2 separate regions of the Homo sapiens genome follow, and region 1 is linked to region 2. Evidence: chromatin contacts called from ENCODE Hi-C or POLR2A ChIA-PET data. All regions are on one chromosome and are shown on one strand. The core of a region is the stretch at or near the end of the contact, and the rest is flanking DNA. Distances in the headings are between cores, read along the strand shown. Region 1 has its middle 97 kb from the start of LINC02815. Region 2 has its middle 130 kb from the start of LINC02815.

What was found. Hi-C counts contacts between places; a loop is a spot of excess contacts on that map. ChIA-PET counts read pairs that join two places held with the same protein, here RNA polymerase II (POLR2A). Pooled maps may share reads with other maps.
Region 1: a loop to region 2 is called in a map of dorsolateral prefrontal cortex, with 2.0 times the contacts of the local background. The contact joins two enhancer-like sites. A Hi-C loop is called at or near these places in 5 of 168 maps with a recorded cell type or tissue (A673, CD14-positive monocyte, HepG2 and 1 more) and 1 of 50 pooled maps. POLR2A ChIA-PET finds 5 or more read pairs at or near these places in 8 of 52 experiments (B cell, CD4-positive, alpha-beta T cell, CD4-positive, alpha-beta memory T cell and 5 more).

What each region holds. Positions count from the first base shown.
Region 1 is chr1:229,055,491-229,060,851 of GRCh38, forward strand. No RefSeq gene overlaps it. Among named protein-coding and RNA genes, the nearest start is that of LINC02815, 97 kb to the right of the region's middle. RefSeq lists enhancers at 3,352-3,852, 4,480-4,979. Within about 2 kb of position 2,966, at least 16 of the 41 ENCODE cell types and tissues checked have a DNase peak (open chromatin) inside an H3K27ac peak, as active enhancers do; they include dorsolateral prefrontal cortex, where a contact is called at or near this core.
Region 2 is chr1:229,020,870-229,026,154 of GRCh38, forward strand. No RefSeq gene overlaps it. Among named protein-coding and RNA genes, the nearest start is that of LINC02815, 130 kb to the right of the region's middle. Within about 2 kb of position 3,969, at least 4 of the 41 ENCODE cell types and tissues checked have a DNase peak (open chromatin) inside an H3K27ac peak, as active enhancers do; they include dorsolateral prefrontal cortex, where a contact is called at or near this core.

The DNA.
Region 1 (5,361 bases), core at 1,716-4,215, 34 kb after region 2:
AAGGGGGTTACTCAGTTACACCTACACATCTATTTCGAGATTTCTTCTTCAGCAAAGCATTCCCTGACCACACGCCAGGCTCTGCCTTAACTGAATGTTTCTCTGGCTGGTGGGACCCGAGGACCCCACCTCTTCCAAACACCCTACCTATGTGGAGATGCCTCCTGGGGACTCCAGCTTTGTCTTCACAGCGGGGCATCCTTTGGCTGGTGCTAGGGGAGTAGGTGCCAGGGCAGGTAGAGTAGGTGATTTTTACTGCAGAAGGGCAGGCAGGCACTGAAAATGAAGGAAGACCTTCCAAGCATGGTTCCTACAGCAGCAGAGGCTGTTTTTCTAGATATCACAGTGATATTCTCATGTAATCTGATGATAACTGAAATGAGTGACTGAAGCAAAAGTCTCAGTCAATCAAGGTTTATTAAGCCAGCTGGAGGGAGCATCCAGGGAAAACACTGACACATCTGTGGCTGTTTTTTTCTAAAAAGGTTTTCAGAAGGTTTAGTCTTTGTACATTTCCTTAAAGGGGGGAAGGCAGGTAGGAAGACAGGCAGGTAGGCAGTAAGGTAAATGGTCACATTCTTGTAAGACTTTAATTAGTGCTCACTAAATCTATATTTTACATAAGATAAAGGGAATGTTTGAAGAGAAAAAAGGGAGTAAATGAAGAACTGATTATGCAGACTTCTCTGGGTAGGTGGAGGAATGACTGGTCTCATCTTGTCTATGTTCTGCACCTGGGAAGATAAGCTTGTAACTCACATTATCAATACAGAATGAACTGACTAGTTTTTGGCGCTAGCCTTAGACTGTAGATCCAAAGTTACAATTGACATGTGCTTATTTATAGGAGGCTAGCAAAGAATTTACTTATGAATGGTCTGTGGGGTAGTCCTTTGTAGATGTCTGAGGACTTTTACCTTCCAGAGGGGAACCACATAATGCTGGTAACAGCTCTTCATTTGGAAGGGAGTGTTATGTGACTCCGTCTCCAGGCTTAACCTTCCCTTTTGCATAAGGACTTCGGGGGTCCTGAGAGTTTTTTATTTTCCTTTACACCAAATTATACCAACAAACACAAGGGCTGACGAAAGAGGATTCAGCTGCATAGTGGGTTCCAGAGCCAACTATTAAGAGATAAAAGGACATTAGGTTAAATAAAAATTCAAATCAAAAAGTGAGGTCTCAAGGCTTTTGGTTTTGGGTTGTTTTTTGTTTTGTTTTGTTTTGTTTTGTTTTGTTTAGGGGACAAAAGAATCTTGTGAAAGTGTTCTAAGCAAGGAGTTAGGAGACCTCAAGTCTAAGATGAGCCAGGGGCATCAAGTAAGCTGGTAACAGCACCTTGCCTTATAGGCCAGCAGGCCTTGGTCTTACGTTATGGGTCACATAGCCTTAGTGTTATGGGTCACAGAACGCCCTAAGAGTAACCTGATGAAAATGATGGGCCAGGCAACTGAGGAAGCTGCACATCAGCACCCACTGAGTTGTTGCAAACTATTTTTTAATTGCATTGGAAATGTGTTCAGTCATATAGGCAGAATGTAAAATCAACCTAGAGAACGTAACAGGATATTACACGAGGACTTTTCCGGTTGTGTTAGGATCTTTGCTGAAAAGAACTCTTAACAAGCACCTGCACATTCTAAAGGAACATATTTGAAATAATTGCTAAATGGTGCTAAAAGGTGGCCAAATACTAGTTCTTTGAATTTTAACCAATCACACACCTCTAGGCTACATAATGGAAAAATGAACTCATTAAAGGGATGCGAAGATGCCTTTAAGGAAAGCTGGAGTGTCGGTTGGGTATATTACTACTGCCTCTGGGAGGAAGCCACCCTCCTCTCCACCCCTACCAAGCCTAATAACCAGTCCCAGAACAGGGGAGTCAAGGCTGCCCTCTCACCTGTGGATGTAGTTCAGGGGTCAAACCAGGAGAGGAAATGGAAGTGAGAATCAAGGGCATCCAAGTGAAACAGAGAAAGGAAAAACCACTCGATGGATCCCTGAGAGTGCTGGTCCAGCCTCCGTCCTCACCTGCTGGAATCCCACCTGCCTTTCGAGGCCCAGCTCCATCTGCCATTCTGGAAGCCTCCCACAGCTGCCAACTTCAACGGTGATCTCTTGACCCCCTTACAGCACACTTGGCCATTATGGGCCCTCGGATGCTGCCCAGGTATCATGGCAGCAGCACTCCCTGGGTCATAAGTGGCCTCTGCCACATGCATCTTTCACTCCATCCCCAGCCCCAGAGAAGACAAGCATCTCACCTCTTCCCCCTCAGCACCTTGCCAGAGGTGCTCAGAAAACAATTCATGAGTGATTACACAGCTAGTTAGGTACAATTCTGCAGGCCATTTGTCTAAACTCAGTCCCAGGCTGTTGAAGTTACTCCAACCTGGATACTGGATACCCCTAATTCTCCTAAAGTTTCCAGCTGGGTCCTGAAAGCTACAAGATACCTATCTTTCTCAAACATATTGTCCCCAGGCTGGGTCACCCAGTGGAAAGGCCAAAAACATGCTTAGGGCAATAGCAAGATAGGGAGCCCAACACTTTTTTTATGTGATGATTTACATAGGCATCATGAGAAAAACGCCTTCTTAAACATATGGCTTAGTGTCGGATCTGCTTTTAGTCGCACATGGGTGACCGAGGTGGGATGTGCCAGGTCTTTTCATGCTTGGGGCTCCTACTCTGCTGGCACCGACCCACGCCGTCTAAGATTGTGGCTTTTAAAGGTTCTGTGGCTTTTAAAGCACTTCCTGTGCAGGTCTGCTCCGCAGCTCCAGGCGCTACACCTTCTCAACCCACAGGTCAGGGAATAGAGGCCCAGAGAGGGTCAGGGATCCTAGTCCGGGGTTGGTGAGCCCCCTGGGTAGGGGATTTATTCAAGGGCTGGGGCAGATGCTGTGGATGAGGCTTCCCCACTCCCTGCTGTGCAAGGAGATCCTGTTGTTGGCATTGCCAGCACACCGCCAGCACTTGATCCTCTGGCTCAGAGCCCATTTACCTGAGCAACTTGCCGCAGTGCTCTGAGGTTCCATTTCCTCCATTACAAAACATAGCTAATAGTATCATATCTCTCTGGCCTAATACCAGAACTTTAATTAGGCTTAAATGAAACATAGGAGAAAACAACTCAACCAGGACCTAGCATGCTCCTTCAGGTTTTTGTTAAGGTTGGGGCCCTGGGGGACAGGAGGCCCCATCCTGGAGCAGGAACAGGAAAGTGTGACCGACTCTCCTTGACACCCTGAGTGGCAGATCCAGAGCGCTGTCACCAGGAACAAGGGGAAGCTCACCAGCGGGAGCCTCCCAGCCCTCCGCTGCAGTGTCTTCCGGGCTGCTAATGGGTTTCACGTGTGCAGAGGCCAATGCCTCAGTCCTGGGGATGGGGTCTGGGACAGCTCCTGTGGCTGTCTCCTCAGCCGTGAGCAGCCGCATCCTTTTACAAATAATGAATGCCGTTTTCCATAGCTGCCACGATGCAAGAAAAACTGAAAAAACAACCCGGGTGAGAGGACAGTCTGTGCTGCTGGGCAGAGGCCAAAACCTGAAAACAAAGCAGAAACTCAGACCACAGGTTGGCATTCTGTGAGATTCAGAGGACCTGGGTTGAGGAAGGAGTGTCTCCATGGTCACAGCACAAACGTCACTTAGGAAAATTTACACTCCTCTTCCCACCCAGGGGCCTCATTAAACCACCCACCGAGACATCCCCAAAATATGATTTGAAATGAGCAAAGGATAGTTTCTTATTTTTACGCACATTGTTATAAATGTAGCATCTTTTTTTAAAATGTGCTGTTTTATTGCTGTGTTACAGGGATTTGCAAACTTTTCCTGTAAAGGACCTGATTGTAAGTATTTTAGACCTTTGCGATCACACATACAGCCTCTGTTTCAACTACTCCGCTCTGCCGCTACAATGCGAAAGAAGTCTTAGGCAATAGAAAGGGCATAGAAGCGTTCCAACAATACCTCATTTACGAAAACAGGTAGGGGGACAGATTTATCCCACTGGCCAGTTTGTCACCCTCATGCTCTGTGATATGCCTTCTAAATAAAACCATTGTGTTTGTGCTGCAAATACAATTATAGGACAATTTCTCTTTCAACCAAACTCCTGCCTTCAAGCCCCTTCTATGTAAAAACCCTGGAACCACCCTTGGTCCTGCAGAACATTCCCGATACCAGCTGAGGTTTCTGTGCACCAACTCAGGCGGCCTCCCTGGCCAGAGACAGGAGGAGCCAGGAATTCTGAGTTAGTCCTGAAGACAGCCAGAGATCAGAGAGGTCAGTGCTCTTGGCTATTCACATAGGAAGTTGGTTTTCTGTTCTTTTCCAGAGAACTGCACAGATAATACACAGATCGATGCCAAGTAAAACAAGAAGGAAAAGCTGGCTCTGTCCAGGAAAGAGCTGACAACAAACGTGTCCTGACTGGGAAACGCTTTCTGCTGCTTCCTCCCTGCTGCCCGGCAGTGAGGGGAGAGGTGGGACTGGGGCCATCGGGCCCTCACGTGCCGGGCAGGGCTGCTGTGCTCAGCAGAGGATGTCTGTACAATCTCATTTCCTTGAGATTTTCAAGAAAAGGTGAGGTTTTCACTGCTTAGAATGAGGGATAGAGACAAGATTTCTTGAAGAACAGGAAGGGCAAGACTTCTTACAGTTTTTCCCAGTGCTACTATGATAATCATCATGGCCTGATGAAGGTTAGAGTTCTAATTTATTAATAGTTTCCTAAGTGCCAGGCACTGGACTAAATGTATAATCTCCACTTTACAGAGACAGAAGCAAAGATTTGAGATAGCCTGTCTAAAATCTCACTGTAAGTGGAAGAGCTGGAGTTTGAACCCAGATAAACAGAATGCACAGGATGTGTGTGTGTCTGTGTGTTTGTGTGTGTGTGTATGTGTATGTGTGTGTGCTATGTTTGTGTGTTTCTGTGTATGTGTTTGTGTGTATGTGTATATGTGTGTGCATGTGTGTGTGTGTGTATGTGTGGGTTTGTGTGTATGTGTATGTGTGTGTTTGTGTGTCTGTGTGTTTCTGTGTGTGTGTGTGTGTGTGCATAAAGAGAGAGAGGGAGAGAAACTTTATTTTAAGGAATGGGTTTACAGGACTGTAGAGGCCAGGGTGATCTAAAGTCTGTAGGGCAGGTGGACAGGCAGGAAACCCAGGGAAGAGTTTCAGTTCAAAACTGAAGACCGTTTGCTGGAGGAATTCCATATTCCTTGGGAAATTTCAGTCTTTTTCTCTTAAGGTGTTCAACTGTTTGGATGAGGCCCACCCGTGTTATGGAGGCTAATCTGCTGTCCTTAAAGTCTACTGATTTAAATGTTGATCTCATTTAAAACA
Region 2 (5,285 bases), core at 2,719-5,218:
TACCCTGACTATGGTATAACAAATACTAGTATGAACAAATATCATATCATTGCATATCTAAGTATTTCAATTGATAAGGGCTGTTTTTAAAAATATATGATTATGATAACATCATTCTTACTTTTTAAGAAATTAATGTTAGTCCTTAGTCTCATAATATACCCAGCCAGTGTTTGCATTTTCCCAATTGTCTTGTAATTTGTACTTCATTTGTTTGACTCTGGATTTAATAAGAGATTCATATACTGAGATTGGTTGATTTGTCTCTGAAGTTTCTTTCTATCTACATATTCTATAAATCCTCCTTCTTCTTCTTCTTTCTTCCTCTTCCTCTTCCTCCTCCTCCTCCTCTTCCTCCTCTTCCTCTTCCTCTTCCTCTTCTTCTTCTTCTTCTTGTTCTTGTTCTTCTTCTTCAATACAGTTTCATTCTGTCCCCCAGGCTGGAGTGCAGTGGCACAATCACGGCTCACTGCAGCCTCAACCTCCTGGGCTCAAGCAATCTTCCCACCTCAGGCTCCCAAACAGCCAGGACTACAGGTGGGTGCCACTATGCCCAGTGAATTTTTTTTTAATTTTTAGTAGAGATGAGGTCTCATTATGTGGCCCAGGCTGAACTCCTGAGCTCGAGCGATCCCGCCACCTCAGCTTCCCAAAGTGCTAGGATTACAGGCATGGGCACCTACACTTGGCCTTTTTTTCTTTACAAATTCTTATTGGAGAAGAAACCAGGTCATTTGTCCTGCAGTTTCCCCCAGTCTGGACTTGCTGCTATGTTCTTATGGTGTCATTTAACATGTCCCTCTGACCCTTGGATTTTTTTAAAAAGTGGAAATTAGATCTAAAGGACCTAGATCACATTGAGGGTTGATTTTCTTTTCCTAGGCGTGTGTTTCCATCAGGAATGACCTTGACTCTTAGGACCCTTGAATGGAAGATACTTCAGAGAATATGACTCCATCCAGGGCAAGGGTATTTGGTGGGAATATCAAAGGGAAATTCCCAGTGAGAGAAGAAGGACACTGGGGGTAAGACTGAAAAGTCTAAACTCTGTCTACCTCTGAGGCTGGCCCCTGTGACAACCACAAGTTGACCTGAAGCAGGCTGAAGTAGACTGTGTGATGTATTTTAACTTAAGTAATAGCAATTTTAGGATGTAAAGGCATCTCGTGTTGAGGCAACAGGAGGCCAACTTTATACATATTTGTATCTTGCCACAAACCCAGCATCATGCCAGGTGAGAAGCAAAGAAGATATCCCGATCTGATTTATTAGAGGCCTGTTTCACATCTCAATGTGACGTTTGTGGATGCTACTATCAAAATTTTTGTCCACATGTGTTTGTAAATATACACTCACAGACAACTTGTGACTTAGAGGGACACCGTGGAGTCTCACAGGCTTTAGCATTAGAGGGATATGGGTTCAAATCTAGCTTCTGCCACCCTCTAGCTGAGTAACTGTAGACAAAAGCTTTGGTCTCCTTGTCAGAAAAATTGGGATATTGTATCATTATTTACCTTATGGGTTGTGAATTTTAGAGAAAATTAGTATAAAATGCCTAGTATAGTGCTCTCAATAAATGCACACATGCTATCACTGTCTCAGGCAGTAGGTTCTATTGAATCACATTCTTCTACAACTGGAAAACAGCAATGTAGATGATCTCCTAGGGGTTGGGAGGGGATGATCTGTGAAAGTGTTGGAGCCATCTAGACACACTGAGTGGAGATGTAATTTGAGCCTGGGAGAGAATTCTCAAGTCAGTTCAAAGGGCTATAATTTCATTAATTCAAAATCCCACTTAAGTTGGGGAAAATGAGGTCCTAGGAGAGAAGCCAGATGTCAAGGACAAGCCCAGTTAGTGGATGAACTTTTTTGTAGCCAGCTGCCTCCCCAGGGCTCCCTGAACAAAGCATGCATTGTAGCTGCTGCGTGGGCCCCATGGCAGGAGGAGTACCCGGGAGCCAGAGCCTGGTGCATGGGGAGGAGGCGGGCCAGGGCCGCAGGGAGAGGCTTGGATGCCCTGGAAACACAACTGGATCAATTCAGCCTGACAAAATCTTTCCTCCTGCTAAAATTTTCCTCAAACAGAACAAAAGGGAAAGTCAGAGCATTTTTGCCAAATCAACCAGAGAAAGGAAAGCTGGCGCAAAGTTAATCACTATTTTCTTCCTGGCTGTCCAGGCCAGAGATACCCATGATGGGAGCAAGAACACTTGTCATCACCCGCTTGGTCACTATGGATGACATAGGAGCCCTTTCCTTGCAAACAAGCAATACAGAAAAGGAAGTGCCTGGGTCCCAACCCTGTAGGGTGCAGCCAGAACCCACAATGCACTATTCTCTGCAGATCAAGAGGCTTCTAATCTTACCTTGACTCACCGCCTTATCCAAACAGCAGAGCCCCTGCAAAACCCCTCTTTTGGAGAAGGAAATCTCGGGTGGGATAATTCATTGCAAACATCATTGATTAGTCCAGGGAGAGGTCAGGAGCTCCCTGGGGCAGGCACATCACTCTAGTCATGAAGGAAAAGACTCCACCATGGTGCCCTTTAGCATCACTAAGAAACGATTTCTAGACTGCTGGTCTGTCCTGCCAAAGCAAAATTACTCACAAGATATAACAGGCACTAGGTACAACAGTGTAGCACCAGCTTTTGCATAAAAAAGCTTAACTTTGAGTTGGGGATATGCCACTTCCAAGCAGTTGAACCTTGATCAATGCATTGACCCTCAGGGAGCCTCGGATTTCTCATTTATGAGGTGGACAGAATCAGAGGATGGTGAACGGCGTGGAGCAGAGGCAAGGAGGGTCTCCTTGGCTCATCTGCTGGGTCTGCTGCAGCCTACAGAGAAACCACAGGCTGTCGTACGCACATAACTCAGTAGTCCACTTCCTCTCTGGGACACACAGCAGTCCACAGCCTTGCTCCCATGGAGACAGCCAGCACAGCCTGCAGGCCATCAGCCCAGGAAGGGAACTGGCAAATTTTAGAGCACTAAGACGGCAGCTGATACAGATACTCGGTCGGCCCAGGCCACACCAGCATCCAGGTGACTGGGTCCTGCCAGATGGAGCATGGGACAACATAAAACTCCCAGCATCCACTTCTCTAAAGGGGAGAGTGTGCACACTAAGCCCACAGACACCTTCACGTCCAACATCGCCATCAACGCACCCAGGGCAGGGCAGTTCCTGGGATGTGGACCTGAGCCACAGCCTGGCCTTGTCAGTGCACCAGGTTCTGGGAGAGCAGCCAGACACAGAATGGTGGCAGATGCTCCACTCCTTAAAGAAACAGCAAATTGCGCAGTCCTTCCCTATTTCCCAGGCCTGGGGACTCCTCACATGAGCATGGTAAAAAATTTATATACTTATTCAGAGGTTTAAAAATCCCCCAAATATATAAATACACCAGCAAATCAAATGGCATTGCCATAAGGAGAGCATCCTTGGAATTTATCTATCCGTCTTTCAATTGGCCATTTAGCTCAGTTTGGGCCCTTAACAATACAAGCATGATAAGGTCTCGTCACTGTGTCTCCAGGATCTGATCACTGCAGACCCTGGGCAGTGATTAGGGAGCATGGGCTCTGGAGGACCAGCGCCTCTGACTCTCTATGGCCCCGGGCAAGTCTCCAGGTCTCCATTGCCTCACCTCTAAAGTGAACGTAGAGTCTAGAACGTAAGCCAGTGCGTGCTGACGGTCCCCACACCGCACTGCCAGGGGCCTCGGGCTCTGCTCTAGCAGCTTGGCCTGGACCACGGAGCTCTTTGACCAGGACCTGCTCCACCTGAGGCTGATGCCCTCATGGTGCTGCCTGGCCCAGCCACGCCCATGATCCTTTTCCAGGGTCCCGGAGAAGGAGAAGAACTTCCTTTCTGGTCCTTCCCATTCTGCTCCTGGGTTCAACCAAGCAGCTTCTAGGCAGCTCTGATGACTCAGCAGCAGTGACTCACAGGTTCCCAGGACAGCAGATGAATCCTCTGCTTCTCTGGCTCCCTCTCCGTCCCCTGGCTCTTCCTGGCAATGTGCTTTCACTCAGCCTTGGGCCCACTTTCCCATCCCTCTGGGGACATACCCCCTCGCTTGTCCTGAGACCCACAGTTGAGACCCACACCTGGGCTCCAGCCTCTCTACTGTTCTTTTTACTTCCCAAGCTGGCCCATGGTCCCTTCAGGCTCAGCTCTCCAGGGATCTGCTACCCCGTTCCTGCCTCCGGGACCCACTCCACCCTCCTGGCACTGGCTGGGTCCTGGTGGAGGAGCTACCACAGGCAGCAGAGAAGCAGAATTCTGCTGAGAGCTGTGACCCGAGGACACTGGGCCCCACCAAGCCCACGGTGCAGACCCTGGACTGCTAGAGAGGATGGCAGCACCATCCCCTCCAGGAAGAGCCACCAGGCCTGGAGGAAAACCTGCGCCTCTGAGAGCCTCAAAGGAGCTGTGCCAGTCAGAAGGTGCCGCTCAATGGTCCTGGTCCTCTGGGGGTGACAGGGTCACACTGCGAGCCGGACTTTACACAGCACATCAGTGTGAAGGATGCCAGCATCCTTGTCTGTCATCTTCCTAATTATGAGCCTGCTCAACCCCTCCCCAGCCACCTAGCTCATGCAGGGCCTTCGCTTCTTTGGGCCTTTCCCTCCTTCATGCCATGAGAAGTAAAGGCCAAGAAGGGTCGCAGGACATAGGCCCTGGGGGCTAGGAGCAACCGCCAGTGTGGATGTGTGCATACTAAACCCAGGGCAGGGCAAAGAGAAACACTAGGACCCAGAAACATCTGTCTCAGAAGTGCTTTCATCCTGCTGGGATACACTAAGGTACAGGCAGGAAGAAAGCCCCATGCCTGAAGGGGAAGCTACTGAAGACACAGCAGGTGGCTGAGCAGTGCCACAGGTGACAGCTCACTGCTGGGCTTGTTCCTGCACTACCTTCCCTGGTTTGTCCCCTGGGATGCTGGGGAAAGAAATTATGTTGGGATTTTTTCTATAAATAATTTCCTGTCATTGTGTGTAATGATTGGCGAATAATTTCACAACAACTGGCTGTTTCTTTGTTGCATTCTAAACTTGAGCAGCACTGTGGATCATCAGCATTTTCTGTCTCCCCGCCATTTGAAAAGAACAGTTTCCTGGGACAATTCCTTGAGCCCAGGTCGAGGCTGCGGTGAGCTATGATCACGCCACTGCTCTCCAGCCTGGGTGACGAAGTGAGACTCCATCTCTAAAATATAAATAAATAAATAAATAGCAAAATGTTTCCCTTTCTCCATAAGAAAAATGCT